Linked DNA regions of Mus musculus: regions 2 and 3 are each linked to region 1. The links are chromatin loops, found by intact Hi-C in ENCODE. Cell type or tissue: left cerebral cortex. All regions are shown on one strand. Links, peaks and the distances in the headings refer to the core of each region. The heading gives the core; the rest is flanking DNA.

Evidence for each region. Hi-C counts contacts between places; a loop is a spot of excess contacts. Peaks named below come from ENCODE experiments on the same cell type or tissue, not always from the same donor. Only the 100,000 strongest peaks of a DNase experiment are listed, where the experiment ranks them.
Region 2: a loop joins it to region 1, with 2.2 times the contacts of the local background. A loop is called at or near these places in 3 of 42 quality-filtered maps.
Region 3: it touches region 1 in a loop (2.6-fold over the local background); 3 of 42 quality-filtered maps call a loop at or near these places.

The regions. Positions count from the first base shown.
Region 1 is chr17:62,881,323-62,886,979 of GRCm38, reverse strand. No RefSeq gene overlaps it. Among named protein-coding and RNA genes, the nearest start is that of Efna5, 2.8 kb to the right of the region's middle. In left cerebral cortex, for the core only: a CTCF peak has its summit at 2,634 (motif pointing right); DNase peaks (open chromatin) are centred at 2,656, 3,095, 3,396 and 3,972; H3K4me3 peaks cover 1,728 bases; H3K27ac peaks cover 1,710 bases.
Region 2 is chr17:62,467,611-62,473,267 of GRCm38, reverse strand. No RefSeq gene overlaps it. Among named protein-coding and RNA genes, the nearest start is that of Gm25800, 13 kb to the right of the region's middle. In left cerebral cortex, for the core only: no CTCF peak of the experiment used is centred there; a DNase peak (open chromatin) is centred at 2,349.
Region 3 is chr17:63,009,254-63,014,910 of GRCm38, reverse strand. No RefSeq gene overlaps it. Among named protein-coding and RNA genes, the nearest start is that of Gm34230, 14 kb to the left of the region's middle. In left cerebral cortex, for the core only: no CTCF peak of the experiment used is centred there; DNase peaks (open chromatin) are centred at 1,719 and 2,537; H3K27ac peaks cover 1,572 bases.

The DNA of each region.
Region 1 (5,657 bases), core at 1,626-4,125:
AAACAGACTACAGGAAGTCCCAGCACAGAAAGAGTCACATGAGAAGGAGACAAAAGATCAGGGTGATTGGTATTAAAGGTAGGGATGTGATAGTCTGTAAGCAAGATCAGAGGTTGAAAATGAATGTTTCCCCTCATCGGGCTGTCTGAGGAGAGAAGAGGCAGCAGACTTATTATTTCTAAGTGTTCTGAGAAACTTCTCTTGTGAAAGAGGGTAAAGAAGAGAGTAGATAGAGCTTCACTTCAGTCTGAGGGCAGGGTCGCGGAGTGACAGCTTAGTGGTTGGAGCTCTCACTGAGGATTTAGAACAAACACTAAAAGCTCTGCAGAAACAGTAGGATTGGCTTAAATACTATGCTAACATTCATTAGGGTTGTTTTTGTTTAATTAGGGATGTTAACTATACTTTCTTTAGTTCTTGCTCTAGAGTTTGTTTCCTCTATTACTTTTGCTGGATACAAGTTCCAATTTCACATCTTAACATAGTTAAATTTGATTTTCCTAAATTGAGAGTTGCCGAGTCTACAAACGGTGGGGGCTTGATTCACTTTTTATTTATTTAATTTATCTCATTCACTCATTTTGGCTGGACACTTGACATAATAGAACTCTACAACGCTAATTCCAATAAGCCAAATAGAAAGATTTGCCCACATTTAAAGGTAGGTATTGCTCCTGTAGTCATATCTTGGAGATCATACTTGTAAATAATTGTGTGACATGGAAAATTGTTTAAAAGCGTCTTTCAACTTAGCAGACTGGATCAAGAAACTCTGCCTCACTGGTGAGCTGATAAATAAGAATGGGCCTTATTTTCCTGAAAGATTGAAGTAATTAAGGCAAAAATAAATTACCTGGATCAGCGCTTCTCAATCTTCTATCCTCATTAGAATTCTCCAGAGAGCTTTTTAAAAATTACAGATCCAGGTCTAGCCTAAACAACGGGGGCTCAGGCACTCTCCTTCTAGAGAGCTCCCCTCAGTGATTCTAACTCATAGTTTAGATTAGAACACAGATTTGGTCAGTTAAAAGCAAACAAGACAAAACAAAACAAAACAAAAATAAAAAAAAAAAAAAAGAAAAACCCAAAGCAAAACAAAACTAAATCAATCAACCAACCAACCAATCAATCAATCAATCAATCAATTAGAGCCAATTCATGTTTTGAGGCAAATAATGGTTTTGCCTCAGTATTACTGGTTTTAAAGTTACCAGAGTACTTGTCTGCTGATACCCATTTACAGGACTGGGAGGGCCCTGCATAGACCATTACCAACCTGCTTTTAAGGTTCTACCCTGTTTTCATCTTGTGGAACTTAACACCTTCATCAATTCCATGAATTTTTATTCCTTCACTTTTAATGGCTCTTGTTTTCTTTTGGTTGGACAAGAGGCTCCTGCCTTAGCTGAAGAAAAGCTACTCATTGTATAAAGAGCAGATTGGTAACATGGGGTTAAAACCACTATTTTATATGGAACTATTTTCTATGGATTTACTGTGTGTGTCTTCCGACAGAGCTAGTCACATTACCTCGTAAGGCGTGTATAGTTAATATATACTTCTCTTCCAATTGTATCCACTCACGTATTCAAGGGTCACATTGCTTAGTAAGTCCAATGTCAATACTTGGCTCCAGAGGAGACATTTAATTTAGAATTATTTCTAATAGACATCTGAGTTCTGTTTTGAACTATTTCAAATCTAGTATCTTATTCCAACCCCATGAATCATTTTAAGGAAGACCATAGCATACTTTTGTCTCATTAAAATAGGGCCATTCCTATTTAAAATAAAGTGGAGATGTTTAAGATATTAAAATGGACTTGTTCTTTTGGTTTGATGACTTTTTACATCTATATGCATTTCCAAGGGGGAAATAAGCATGTATTATTTCTTTTTTTTTGTCTGCCCCTTTTCAACTGTGGTGTCTTAGGAAGCCAGCTGGCTCCGTCCCTGATACCTGATAGCTCTTTGAGACTCTTTCTGAGTTTCAGCATTTTCCTCAAGACAGAAGTCTTGAATTCCCTCCTTCCTAAAGATACACATAACCTTTTAAAGGGTTCAGAATATTTCCTGCAGAAATATTCTCATGTGCCTTTGTCACATGAGTGCCTATTACAGTTACCATCAAAAAGGCTGGGAAAGAAATCTATCCTTCCACAGCAGAGAGAAAAAAAAAAAAAAAAAAAAAAAAAAAGCATACCCTGAACTTGTTCACCAGCCAGAGGGACAGCAGCATTTTAAATGAAAACCCAAATTGATTTTAATAGTAAAAATCTTATCGTCTTGTTTCTTTAAGGTGTATCCCTCCTTTCTTGACGTTGGAAATTTGGTGAAAGAAGCAGAGGAGAGCTTAAGCGAATAGAATAGTCTCAATTTAAACTCTTATAAATTAGTCTATCAGTTGGTCAGTCATGCAGTCTAACGATAACGGTTGTAATTTACGTCTGGTCACTCAACATGGACGTTCCTTCAGGATAATTAGGGAAAATCTCCATCACGTCCAGTAACGCCCAGCCTGTGGGAACTGCTTCTTTCCTCTCATGTCTTCACTCATCCTGACCTTAGATTTTCCATCAGGCTCAGCGTGGGCTGAGGCTGCCGTCAATGCCCCTGCTGGGTGCGGACTGCAGGCCGACCACTGGAGGGCGTCTGGACGCTTCCAAATTTCTCCGAAGCGCCTGGAAACCCCAGGCCGAGCTTTGGAAAACGCAGGATGGAGAATTTGATATTTAATTTTATTCGTCTAATATGTAAAAGGGAAAAGACGCAGTGTTGAGAGGATGGAAAGAAAGGTAAACGGCTTTCTTTTTTGGGTTCGGCCTTCTTACCAGGCTGTATACACTAGAGAACAAAATAAAAAGTCTGGGATGCAGGTCTCAGCAGCATCGGGTATGGGGCTCGATGCCAGGGCGCAGGACCACAGGGGACCCGTCCCGAGGCGCCAGGACTCCTCGCTCCCAGGAGATCCGGCTTAGCTGGCCTCAAAGGATCTGGGCCCTGCAACCTCCTGACCAGCCCAGGAATGCACGGCCTTTTTTCAGCAATAAAGGCGTTTTCCCTCCCTCTCACTATTTCCCTCCCTTTTCTTCTCAAACCGAGTTTAGTTCAAGATATTTATGTGGGGTGTGCGTGTGCGTAGCGAACCAGCCCCAGGATCCGCGTGGAAAAGGTGTAAAGTACTGACGGGCTCGCGCGCTGCGTTTTTCTCCTTCCAGCTGAAGGTTCACCCTGAATTGTAATCACTTTAAACTGAGATTTTTTTTTTCTCCGACTTTTCAAAACCTGCTTTCAGAGAATCACTTTAAAGAAAAGTCCCATTTCCTGCCCCCAAGCCTTTAAATCTCGGGTAGAAAGAGAGGGTTGAAAGGCACAAGAGAGATGCTCAGATTTCCAGATGACCCTGCGCGGCGTGTGCGGCGTGAAGAACCGAGCGGAGGTTTACACGAACTCCGATTTACTTAGGGCTGCCCTAGCCAGTCAGCGCAGACTTCACGTCACCTGAGCGGTCCCCGAAGCAATTTTCGGCTCCCCTTTTGGAGTGGGAGCCAGTTTCTTTTCAATCGAAAGACCCTACTCCCAAGTAAAAAAAAAAAAAAAAAAAAAAAAAAAGATGCCAAATCACTCTGAGTCCAGACGCACTTCAGCAACCAAAGGGTTACTCGTGCTGCCGGGCTGGGCCGCGGAGAGGGTGCCTCGGCACTCTCAGTAATTCAATTAGTCAGGTTTCAGGAAGGTGGGGCGGGGGTGGGGGTGGAGGCGTGGGGAGGGAGGAGATGAGGAAAACGCCTCTTTCTCCCGGAGCAAACCAATCCGGTTAGAGAAAAGAGAGGGGAAAAAAAAAAAAACCGATCTGTAAGCAAACAGCAGGCCTCTCCCTGACTGGTTACTCCAATCACCCCCCACCCTCCAAGTAAACTGCATGGAGGGAGGGGGAGTGGGGAGGGGAGCAGCCCACATGACCTGGGCCGCGGAGGCAGCAGCGCCGGCGGCGCCTCCCCCTGCTCGGTCCGGAGCTCACCCCCCACGCTCGCGCCGCCTGCCAACCCAGCGCCCCGCGCAACACGCCCGGGCGGAGCCCCCCTCCCGCTGGCCCACGTCCACGTCCACGCGCGCGGGCTCGCGTGGTGCCGAGGCTGCTGCCGCCTGGGCCGCCGCGGCAGTCGGCTTTACACGCAGGTCATTAACGAGGGGGCGTGCCCGAGGAGATTTTTTTTCCCATAAAGCATTTTTTCTCTCCTTTTCTTTTTTTTTTTTTTTCCCTCCTCTTTTGCAAAACTGACTTTTCCCCTCCTTTCTACTTCTCGCCAGTCTTCCCAACCTCTCCAGGCTGCTCGCGCCGCTGCACTCAAGTTTATTTTCCCGCCTGGGCAGAGGTTTTAGGATTCGGTCGGTGGCTTTCACCTCTCGTTACTGCTGTGCCTAAGGAGGGAAGGAGGAGGCAGCTCCGGATCGGGAAGGTTTTCTGATGTAGTCATCGGGGAGGTGCCAGCAGCTCGCGTGTGCTCCCTCTCCCTTTTTCCCTCCCGGTTTCAAACTGATTGATGAATCTCTACAAGTTGCTGGGGTTGGGGCCGGAGAGGTCCGAGTCCCAGGGACACTTCTGAGAGCTCCCCCCCGGGGCTCTGGGCACGCCGTGCGGGGGTTCAGCCTCTCTCCCGGAAGGCGAACGGAGACTGTCATCAGCCCATCCCGGACTTGGAGGGCTCCATCCGAAAGTGATTGTTTCCCCTCTCGCTTCTCAGCCCGGCAGTTGGCTTGGCGTCGCCCTGCAGGTTTGGGCATCCCGGCCCCGCCTGGCTGGCTGGTTCACAACCTCTGCTCTTCATTCACTCCGCGGCACCCACACCCGGCCAAGACAAGCTAGCAGGAGAAATCCCCGACTCAGCCAGCGCCCGGGGGTGCCATCTCGCTCTGCCTCTGCGGTCGGACTCCTTTGGGGACCTGCTGGAAGACGTGAAGAGCCAAACTTTTCTTGGAGCCTTTTCCGAAGCAAGACCCGCTCCTCCTCTCCTCGCCTGAGCGCTCGGCTGCGGCTTTGGGCAGTTCCAGGACTCCGGCAGAGCCGGGCTTGCGGATCCAGATCGCCACTCTTCTCTGCGCACCTCCGGGTACCGCAGTCCACAGGACTCCTGCGAGCCTTGCGGGGGGTCGCCTGGCCAAGGCACAGAAGGGAGGCTCCGGACTGCTTCCAGCCTCCTGGGGACACCAGTGTGAGGACGCCCCCCCCCCCGCCCCCCTCCACACAGCGCCCTCCTCCTGCAGTTTCTCTCCGGCCGCCAAAGTAACTTGGAACAAAGCGGGGCGCACGGTGAGGGCCCAGCGCGGCGGAGGAAGCCCGTGCAGACCGCGGCGCCGACACTGAGCCGGGCCCGGCGGGCCGGTGTATGTCTCCCCGCAGCCGCGGCGCTCAACTCCCCGTGACTGTGCAGCGCGCGCCGCCGCCTGCCCCGACCCGCGCTGCCGCCGCCCGGCCCCGCACGCACCTCCCTCTCCCGGGGTGACCGGCTTGCAGCCGCCGCCCGAGACACAGCTCCGCACCCCTACCCCCGCCCTCGCCGCCGCCACCGCACACACGCACGCGTCTCTCCGTCTTGTGATTCTTCTCCCCTCCCGAGCCCTTCAGTGGGGGTGCGAGTTTGTCCCCCCGCCCCAGC
Region 2 (5,657 bases), core at 1,302-3,801, 410 kb after region 1:
AGTAGATGTGGGAGCCCTTACTAAGTTTTATAAGGCTACTTCATCCAGGCAGAAATCAGGTGGCTTGTGCATGAAAATCTCCTAGATCTATTTCCATGAAAGAGATTATTGCCACGGTTTTAGAATTCATGAGGTTTTCATCGACACAAGCAATGAGCGTTGGTGTCCTTGATAACTCTTTCATCTCTGTGTTACACGGAGTAAGAGTGCACCCGTAAACTCATTGTCATTTGCAGAGCTGTACATACCTTTGAAAAATGATCTGCAATTCTCACGGCTGGCTCTCAAAGTAGTTTTTGAATGACTCTGAGCAGAGCAAGGACAAGCCAACCATGTAAGACTATAAAGAGGCACCTGACAGACACAGACATCACACATCTGTTTTGACAGCCACCGGGAGATTCCGAAGGGGTCGTACTCCACCAAACACAGTACATTTAAGAAGGACTTAAACTAAGGGTTTTTCATGTTGTCGTGTAGTCTGTGGAGAATTTGGAATTTTGCTCTCCTTGATTTAAGAAAAAATAAAGTACAAAAGAGATTGTAGATGGACCTCTAAAAAGCAAAATGAAAAAGACCAGCATGAATCCCTGAAGCAGTTATAAGCATAATAACAATGCAGGCAGAGACTGTGTCATAGGGCGGCTACAAATGGATGCTCACTTATTTCTGAATACATCCTAAAGATGCCAAGTAATATCCCCAAATGGCCTTGCCAGAACAAGTTTATTTTTATTCCATGAACCTTTAGAATTTCTACATCAGACTGCTGCAGAATATATATACCTTATGTTTTTGAACTGGAGATCAGTGCAAAACCAAATGCAGAAGACAAACCCACATTGTTAAGAGTGAGGGTCCTGGATGCCGAGTTGGTGGCAGAGTTTATCCTCATGGAGGAGAGGTGAGAGTGCGTAGGAGACCATGTAGTGTCAGGGCCTGGTGCCTGACCAAAGGATGGTAAAGGCCACCAAACTTCTCACTTCATCTACCCACAAATAATTACCCTTCAGTTGGCCTAAGACAGTGCTAGTTTGTTTACCCACCTGACCTCCACAGAAACCTCAAGCTGCAGATTTCGCTGCTGCATCTTTTCCTCATCAGCGGATAACTCTGACCTCTCCTCTGCGAATGTGTTGGAGAGAGGATGAAGATTGAAATTAATCACCACTTTAGAAGCAAACGTAGTTTCATCTTGGAATAGTAGATTTGGTCTCATCTGCCATGTTGTGCTTCACTTTCAAAGCCATAACCTCAGATTTACTAATAATTAATAGCAATAACTGTGGTAACAAAGTTATTAAACAACAAGAGGGTCACCCCATCCCAGAACAACCTTCATTATTGGTTTATAGATGTGGTACATTTAAAGGATGTTTTTCCCTAAATATTTTGTTGACTAGCTATAGTTTCCCCACTGCATTTTAAAGTCTTGTATTGTTGCTCTCCGAGTATCATTATTTAAAGTATGTGATACTAGCATCGTTTTGTGTTGAGGGTGTTAACCTAATTCACAAAATTCTAAATTTAGTTTTAATATCTCAGTGGCATTATGGTTTGTTAAAATTGCATTTCTGGGAAAACTCACTCATCTGTAACAGTTTAAACATGAGTCTTTTTCTAATATACTGTATTAGTTGGGTGAAGAAATTTTCTTTTTGCTGACTTTCTTTTCATTACCTCTTGTGAAATCATAAGAGAATTGTGTAATTTATATAGGGAAATTTGGCTGCCATTTGGTTGGACTGTGACATATGACTGTAATTTGTAACTTTTCTTCTAACACTTGGTTATTTGTTATTCCTTATTGGAATATTTGAGATTCAGAAGTATGAATTAATATACAATATGGGGGACTATTCTGTAATTCTCAGAGGCATGGCATGCTACTGTCTTTAGCAATATGTTAGGAAGCATATTTAAATAATAAATTTTACTCTGCTTATACAAATTGATTTATAGGACTCAGCATGACTTGAACCATAGCTTTAGTTTTGCATCTTTTTATATATATCATTTACTGTTTCATGTTAAGGATTATGCATGTCTTTGGCTGCTTCCAATTGTCTTTATCAAAATCATAACTCTTTTTCTCTGGATGGATTTTGAGGAAATGTCTAGTGGAGGCACAGAGGTCTTGCTGAGTAAAACAGTTGTTATAAAAATACCTCGGCTGTTTTTGGTTTTATCTTTTTTTGAGATATTCTGTACATGTAGCTCATGCTTACTCTGAAATTGTGGTTCTCCTGCTTCAGCATCCCTAGTGCTTGTATAACAAGAGTGGCTTACAAGTGTTCCCTGACGATCGGCTCTAGACCATCCTGTGCTGGGCTGGCAGACTATGAAAGTGTGGGCGTGCTTCTGCTCTCCAAAACAGAAAAGTCTGTAGGTGGGAATACAGAGGAACTGATCACGCCAAACACCATCTGAGAAGGAGCAGACTGAGAGGTCTGAGACAGACAGGAGGGTTTTCTGCCCCCAGAATGGCTTCTTTGAGGAAGTAAACCTCACCCAAGACTTAAAGAAAGTGTAGGAAAAGCACACAATGAATTGAGGATTTGGATGTGTCCAAGAATGTTGGCAGAAGAAACAGCTTTGTTATACAAGGCGCTAGAGGCAATGCTCTTCGAGGTCACTCTAGCAGTAGCAATGGAGGCAGAGGAATGGAGTAATTTTGAAGGAATATTCAACAGAAACAGCAATGATCAATTGGATGTAGGCCTAGGAGAAGGAAGAGTGAGGAATGACGATCGAATCTGTTACGTGAGCAAGTGGATAACTGAGAAAGAGTCATTTAACTGGGGGGAGAAGGCAGGTGAAATTAATTGAGACATGACAAATTTCAGTGGCATTGACGAAGTATGAAATTGCCATGAAATATTTACGTGGAAGTGGCTAACCTAGAAAGGGAACTCAGATGAGACAGCTGGGCCAAGTTGATACTGCTGATTCATTCTCACTTAGATGGCACTTTTAGCCATGGGAATGGTCTGGACGAAGAAGTGATGGATTTGGTATAACTTACTGGAATTTAAACCTAGATAAAAATGCATAAAAAGAGTTTGTTGCTGTAGTCCCCAAACAATTGAGGCCCATGTATATGAGGGATTGTTTTATTGAGTTAGAGTGAATTGTCATCAAAGAGTATGAAAGAACCACAGAGGTCCTCTGATGTCGCCTTCTAAAAAGCCCACAGCAAGGGGAATGTTAGAGCAATGTCATTGTAGCTTTTGTTTTTCTTCCAGATGGAAACCAGCCTCAGTAGTGGAGACACTGTCACGATTTGAATTGAAGTCTAAAGATTCTGTTGGGCAGGTTCATTGTGGTGCCTGACATCACAATGGCTTTCATCTAATTGAAGCATCTTGCCCACAAGTGGGCTGTGGCAGCCACTCTGGGTGGCTGTGAATCCCCTTCTTCCAGACATATTTGACTGGTCCAGGGTGGTCCTATCCTTAACCAATCCCTGGCCTGGCCAGTGTCCTGTGAGATGGTTTGGCATAAAAACTGCCCAAACAGGAGAAATGGTGATTAGTTTGGTCAGATGTCCTCACTCAGGAATTTGAACTAGGCCATCTGGGGAGGGAGTCAGTTAGTTGGTTTTGGGAGGGAGCATAAGCTAAAAGGAACCACAAGAAGAGGTCTTATGGCAGCAAGAAAGAGGAATAAACTGATGGAGCAAGTAAACAGAACCCACAAGTAAGCAGAACAGAAAGAAATATTGGGGGAAAGATGGTAGGTGGCTATGCAGTCTGAGTGAGAGAAACAACTGCAGCAGAAGACCTGGGTCACTGGCAGGAGATCCACATGGTTCCTGGTACTCTTGGGTCAATAAGGCGAGTGACACAGGAACCATATTGGATTTTTTCTCATTTCCCAATGCATCAGACTCTAGGGTGCATTGAGCTTCCATAATACCCCCATTTCAGTTTTATAATTAACTCTAATTAATTAAGGTAACTAAAGTGACTATTCTTTACTAAAAGAGTCCTTCAACCAACCATTACATTCTTTTAGGCTTGCCTGACATAATGGATAACAAAATGTTAGAAATGTATTCATTTGGGTTAAGATATTAGAGGGTCGAGCATCTTCAGTAAAACGGGGCCTGAGGAGATGGATCAGTTGGTAAGAATGCTTGCTGTGAATCACGCAGAATGGAGTTTTGATTCAAAGCACCCAGTTAAAAAGCTGGATATGACAGGAAATTCCTGTAATTCCAACCCTGGGCGAGACAGGAATATCCCTGGGGCTTGTTGGCCAGGCAGTTTAGCAGAGTTGGTATGCTTTAGGTTCAGTGAGAGGCATTGGCTCGAAAAGATAAGACAGGTAGGACTAGAAAGGAGCCTCAACTAGCAGCTAAGAGTGCTTGTTGCTCTTCGATAGCACCACGTCCTGCTCCCAGCCTTCGAATCTTGTGATTAACAATTCCCTATAACAGATTCCAGGGCATCTGACACGCTTTTCTGGCCTCAGAGGAGACCTGCACACATACGGCATACATTCAAGCAGATAGACACACATATACATAAATAAAACTAAAACACAATCTTTCAATAATCAGGTTGCTGGCAAAGGAGGGTCAGCTTCCACCAGATGCTGCCCTGCACTCCAATAGATTATGTCTATGCACATAGATTGTCTATATCATGTGTATAGATAAGAAAATATATCTGCTCAGTTGACTCAGTGGTTTAAAGAAATAACATGTAAAGTTGGAAAAAAAAACCTGTGTGTGTGTGTGTGTGTGTGTGTGTGTGTGTGTGTGTGTGTGTATAATAGAGAAATTTGAGGGGAGGGAGAGCGGAATGAATTTAAAATAATATATTATATACATACACAAAATTCTCAAACAACCCAAAACATTAAGCTGGAGAGTTATTGAGGAGGAAGATACTAACATTGACCTCTGGCATCTGCATGCATGTGCCCACGTGGGCATATCAATCCATACATGTGAATCCATGCTTGTGCATGTACACATAAACATGTATGCACACATTTACACAAATACCAAAAAAATTATTTAATAAGATGCAAGTAATCGTGAATCGCATGATATGGAAAGCCATTTTCAAATCTACAGAACACTCATTGGACCTCAGTCACATGATGGATATTTTCATAGGTGTGTACACATACATTGGTATGACCTGGTGAAAAAGGGGAAAACATAGGCAAGAATCTCTGGTGAACACTGAATACATAGAAAGCAAAGCTTTTAGAGGTTTACCACCTGGAGGTAGAAACACATAGTATCAAGAAAAACATTAAAGATCATTCAGAGATTTCAAATTCAGTTATTTGTTGGAGTCAAGCAAGTGATGAGCTACTGTGTGCATGGGCCATGTAAGCATCTAGTTGTGCAGTGGCTGTTAGGGGAGATCTTTTATTTCTTACACATCTAACCTTGCCAAAGGATACCAATCCTTGGGCAAAAGATCCCTGATTTTAAATACTTTTGTTCAATTTAAATGAAAGCAAAATGAAACAGGTCCTTGGGGTCCAACAATGACTTTCTCAGGCTGTGTTTGTGACATGACACAGCAGTTTATGATCTGTGTTCTAAGATCAATGTGTTTTCAAGTATTCAAAAATTTGGAGTTATTCTTGCAAAAGAAAATTTATGGTTGAGTATGGCATGCAAAAAAAAAAAA
Region 3 (5,657 bases), core at 1,302-3,801, 130 kb before region 1:
TCTTCACAGTTACTTCCCATGATTTTCCATGCAACATTTTCTAAAAAGGTAAATACTAAGTGTGCTCCAGAATTAGGGCTACAGAGTAACACAGGGTTTATATTCCTGTTTCTAATTTTCTAATGTCAAAATATAATTATGTGGCTAATGAAAAAGAAAAAAAAGCCTTAAATTAACCTCTGAGGTAATGGGTTGGACTGTCAAGATAAATCTCATTTTTAAATTCTTAGAGTAGAAAAAGTTATACATTTAGAATCCTATTGACTACAATGGACTATTATTTCAGGATACTCTCGGTGGCTGAGTGTTTTGACTCTACAGTCAGAAAGATCTCGGTTTCTGATCCCAGCTTGGTCACTCATTCATTCTCCAGGTGACATCAGGCACGTGCTTCTGCCCTCTGAGCGCTGGTCACCTTGATCCACCCTTACCGACTATGAAAATGAAATGTGAGAACGTGGGAAGAGCAATGAACACAGGTCCTGCTTTGGTGTGTGTGCGCCAGAAAACACACTGAAGAAGCCATTCTGACTTTCAAAACATCATAGTGTACTGTCCAGCTGGCATGGAGTGAAGGCAGAGACGGAAATGTGGATTCAGGATAAGGAAAGGTTCCTAGGAAGTCATCAGCTTTATCATGCACTTCCAATTTAGGCAAGAGGGGACTATCTCAGAGCTCCCTCCTGTCATAGGAACTAGGTGACCTTTGAACTCTCAGCCAGCTGCCCAGTCGTATTTTGGAGCATCTCCCAAGATCAGAGCCTGGGGTCTGGGTGGCAGTGGGAAGCTGTGAAGATCCTGGAGGGAAGAAGGGACCTGCTCCCAAGATGCTAGAGGAGGAGATAACTACTACGAGTTTGAATCTAATCAGGGCACAGCTGTAAAGGCCAGCTCAATGGAGTAGGTAACTCCTGCTCAGAGTAGCCAGCCCCATTCATGATCTAAAACACTCCCAAAACAGTTGAAGTGGAGGGGATCTTGTGATGGATCCAGAAATCTGGACCCCTTGAGATTTAATAGAAAAAAGGATCTCCCACATCCAACTACTTTCTCCGTCTCCCCTCTTCTACACTACTTTGCTTTTCCAATCTACCCCTTGGTCTTATCATGTGACGTCATCTGACCATGCAAGGAAGGAAAGCACAGGCTTAAGTACCAGGCTGCTTGGCTTCATCTACAATCTCTGCCGTTCAATAGCATTTGGCCAGGTACTCAGTCATTTGACCTGCATGTACTCACCACAAGAAGGGATCAGATCATATTATTTATTTACCAAATTTTTGAAGGTTAAATTGGATAACAGGGAATTCTCAAAAAAGCCTTCAAGAAAGAGTCAATTTACTTAGTTGTGTGGGGGCATTGTCAGGCAGGATGCTAAAAACAAAGAAATCAACTAAGAGCAAAAGCCAGCTTGTGGTTGTCCTCTGGAAAGAGGGAACAGATATGTTACTGTACGGTGATGATCATGGTGGGAAACAGGGGTGCTGACAGGATCTCTCAGGCCCAGTTCAAGCCTATGCTCCATGTCTCAATGGGTCCATTCAGTTTCCTCAACTCCCCAGATCTTGCGCATCCTCCTGAGGGTCCTTTTATCCCTGCCACCCCAGTTGTCCTCTTCCCTGTCCCCACACTTCCACAAAACTCTTTCCCCAAAGCAGACTGAATATTGCATCTTCTGTGACATCTATAGCTCACTTATCTGAGTCCCTCACCAGAACAGGCCAGGAAATATCCCCGGACAACCTGTGTCTAGCACGCAGTAGGCCCTTAAAGCATTCTTGTAAAAGATGTTGATTCTGAATACCCCGAAGGTCTGGTGCATGGAACAAAACAGGAATTCCAGAAGAAAACACCATTTCTATTTTGTGTGCTTCCTATGAAAGATTGGCTACCAGATCTTTCTCTCTTTTGTGTATTGTTCTTATCCAGAACCCCATCCTTATTTTAGCTCTGAACATATTCTTGGTATTTTGTAAAAGTTAATAATAATGCATTTCCATTACATGTATTTGCCCCACAACTATCCCCAGATATATAAATCTGAGAGAGAGAGAGAGAGAGAGAGAGAGAGAGAGAGAGAGAGAGAGAGAGAGAGAGAGATGCCATGGATATTTATAATATTCGACTCACTCCAGAATGATTCTGAGATTCTGTTGGGTCAGCCATCTGGCCCCTGTACTACAGGCTGTCTTGTGTCTGACTGCAGTGTCTCCCAACCTTCTATCTCCTTATTTAATTGGGTGACAGCTTTGCTTTGGTGGTCAAATCCAGCCCCCAACCTGCTTGACCTTTTTCTCTCATGGAGAGCCAATCCTGAAACGGTTACATTGAGCACCGTCAAGGGGGTGGTTGCATGCCAGAGGTGGAGGATGGAGAGTGGGAAAGGGAGGAGAGAGGGGAGCTCCCAGCTGCATGACTGTCAGGGGCTTGTGGTGGGGGAAGCTGACAGAGTCAGGAGGTGAGAGAAGGCCCAGCTGCTCGGCAGCTATTTATAAGACTGTCATATGGGGAAGTGTGTCTGGCCGGCAGAAGCAAAAGGGGGGTGGCGGACTAAACTGGCTCCTTATTTAGCTTGATGACACACGCGCGCAGCCAAACTGTGAGAACCCACTCTGTGTAGAGACACCTGGTCAAGTCTGCCTCCGCCAGACTGGAAAGAACATTGACATTTCTCAATGAACTAAAAAATGGTACCGCAAATGGCTTTGCAGCAAGAACAGTTAAGTGGTTCTATAGACTTTTCTACCCCTGCTCAACCTAAGACATCCCACATCAAAGGAGCTGGCATCACCCTAGGCCCTGCACCCTGATGGCCAAGTAGAGCAGATGAGGAAAGAACAGACATGGAGGCTGTCTTCTCAAACTGGGCGAGAGCAGCCGTCAGCTGCAATTTTTTTTTTTTTAAATGAAACCAGCTAAGCAGCAAGAAACTGTGTCCGTTGGTCTCCTGCAATAGAGAGAGGTTAATAGCACGGCGCATTTGGGGTCTGTTTGGGGACCAATAGTATTTAATGTGTTTATTATTGATTTGGAGGAACCAGTGGGTAGTGAGTTGGTGAAGGCTGTTGAGGGCACTAAGTTATTTCACTTAGTAAACACCGCAGAGATTTGTAGGGAATTCAAGATGGATTTTCCATGGAGTTAAAGAAATTAGAAATGAAAATGTCTTGTAAGAAGATGTGCTCTGTCCCAGTAGGCCAGTGTGGAATTGTTACCAACAATAGGAGATATTTCCTGGAGTTTAATTCAACCTCAATTTTTAAATGCCTTAGAAGTGTTCACCTTCCCCAGGGAATAGGGAAGTTTTGGGTCTTCTCTACTACCTCTCTCAAGTTTTTCTCTTTAAATTCTTTCTACTATGCCTCCAGTTATGTCATGGGGATAAGTGTGTGTGTGTGTGTGTGTGTATGTGTATGTATGTGTGTGTGTGTACCACTGTCTATACAATGCAACAAAGGCTGACCTTCCTTTTTTGTTGTTGGTAAATTGCTTCATCATAGATTTCTTTCTGGTACCCAGATCCTTGAGGCCATTCCATTTCCTAAGTCTCCTTTTAGGTTTCAACAGTCACCTGATTGCCATGCCTGACAGATTGTCCCAAAAGTCTCATCTCCAGTTCCAAGGGGAAGAGAGAGGAATATTGTGAATGCGCTATGCAGATGTGTATTTGTGCAAAATATATGTTTGGCCAACCCAATGGAGCATGATTGACGATCAAAGTCTTAACAACTGTTTTCCTAGTGAGTACACCGAAGACGCCTTGCTCACTTGTTAACCGAGCTGACAACCAGCACCCAGTGTCCGAGTGTTTGCCCAACTGTACCCACGCTTAGCCTACGATTTCCTGGTAAACTCATTTGCTCTTGCAATTCCCAGAACAGAGAGTTCTAGCTTTCCTGGAATATTTCATGTTTTGAAATATTCTTGCGCATGCCTAAGGATGGAGCAGCTTAATAAGAGATTGTTTTTTGAATAAACAGAAATTGGGAAATATAATTGATATTTCTTATCCTAAGTTTCTGATTGAAAGAGAGAGGAACGTGAGGGGGGCGGAAAAGACACTTTGAGGATGAAATGTTGTTTGCTTGTCCAACACAATTCAGAGGACCCCGAATGTGTTACTCAATTGTTAATCCTTTTTCCCCTGTTACTAATACCTTTAGCTACAGCCTTTGACTTTCCCTACCCTACAGAGTCTCCACAAGGATAGATGAGGAAGATGAAGGAACAAATGTCTCCTTCCAACGGCATAGTGCATTAGCAGGGCTATATAACACTTGTATTCTAGCAGGCTAGCCTTTTATTTAGACGTCTCCCTGCCTTGCCTGGTTTTAATCACAAGGATGTCTGCTTCTCCTCATCCAAAATTTCAGACTTGAGGCATCATAGAGCCCTAGAGCCAGAGGAACCACGCAAGCTGCTTCGATTAACTCCCCTATTTCTGGATGCAGGAACAGAGAGATACAGGGTTGATGCTCTTTGTCTGAGTGCAGCATAAAGCATCTCACCCTTGAGTGGGAAGGTCAAGAAAAATATTCAGCAAATGCAGATTGGAGAATGGTCTCTTTTTTATAGGGGTCGAAGTCAATGGTAAGTGGAACCTGTCAGTTTGGTACCAAAACTAATGGATTCTTTCCCTGGAATGTGACTTCTCAGCCCCTGTGGAGGTTTAGAGGACAGACTAGGAGGCTTGGGAGAAGAACAGGATTTGGGGCAGTCCAACCAGCACTGGAACTCATGGTGTGACAGATAATCGTTACCAGATGATTCTTATAACAAAAATGAATAACATCCAAAAGTTCTTGTCAAAAGCACACTTATTTATGGACTAAGGCAAAACAATGAATAGCTTCTTATCTTGTGGAGTACTCCTAACCTACATTTTAAATCTATGTAGGATGCTATGATGTGTAGTGTTGGATGGCCCTGTTGGAGAGAGGCCTTTGTTCTGGAGGCGACAACCCCTAACTGTCAGTCATTGACTCCCTAGAAATAATGCTAAAGCTGGACAAGGTTGCTTTCCTGGAAATGGGCGACGGCTGATTCGTTTTATCCCCAGCTACGCTTTATCTGTCCTGAGACCATGCCTTTATACCCTTCCTCCTCAGAGACTGCTTCCTGGGAACTCTGCCTGTTAAGACGGAAATCCAGAAAGGGCATTTTCATCTGCTTACAAGAGTAGAGGGTGGGAAGCTCACGGAAGACCCTTGTTTTTTTGGCACTCGACACATTTCATTTTTTAATTATCACTCTGCTCCCCAGAGTCAGAATCTACCAGAATAGCCCAAACAAGTTCCCCAAATTATATGCCCAGGCTACCCCCCTAGAGTGCCAGGCTACCCCCCTGGAGATACTACCCCAGATCATCAAGTCTAGGGAGGGAGCCAGTGAGTTTTGACCACTCTCTGGTAGATTTGGAAGCATGGCCTGTATAGAATCCTGGAAAAGAAAAATAGCTATTCTTTCTTGAGTCATTATTTTAATTCTTATACCCGAGACAATGCCTGAAATATATATGCTAACAACCAAAACTGTTGAATTAAGGAGTCAGTTTTCTATGGACACAGGAATAGTTCACAATAAGGCCCTACAACGCTGGCCCCTTTGCTTTAGACACTAGCATCGCTGGGGCGATTTTAAATGCACACTCAAGAAAA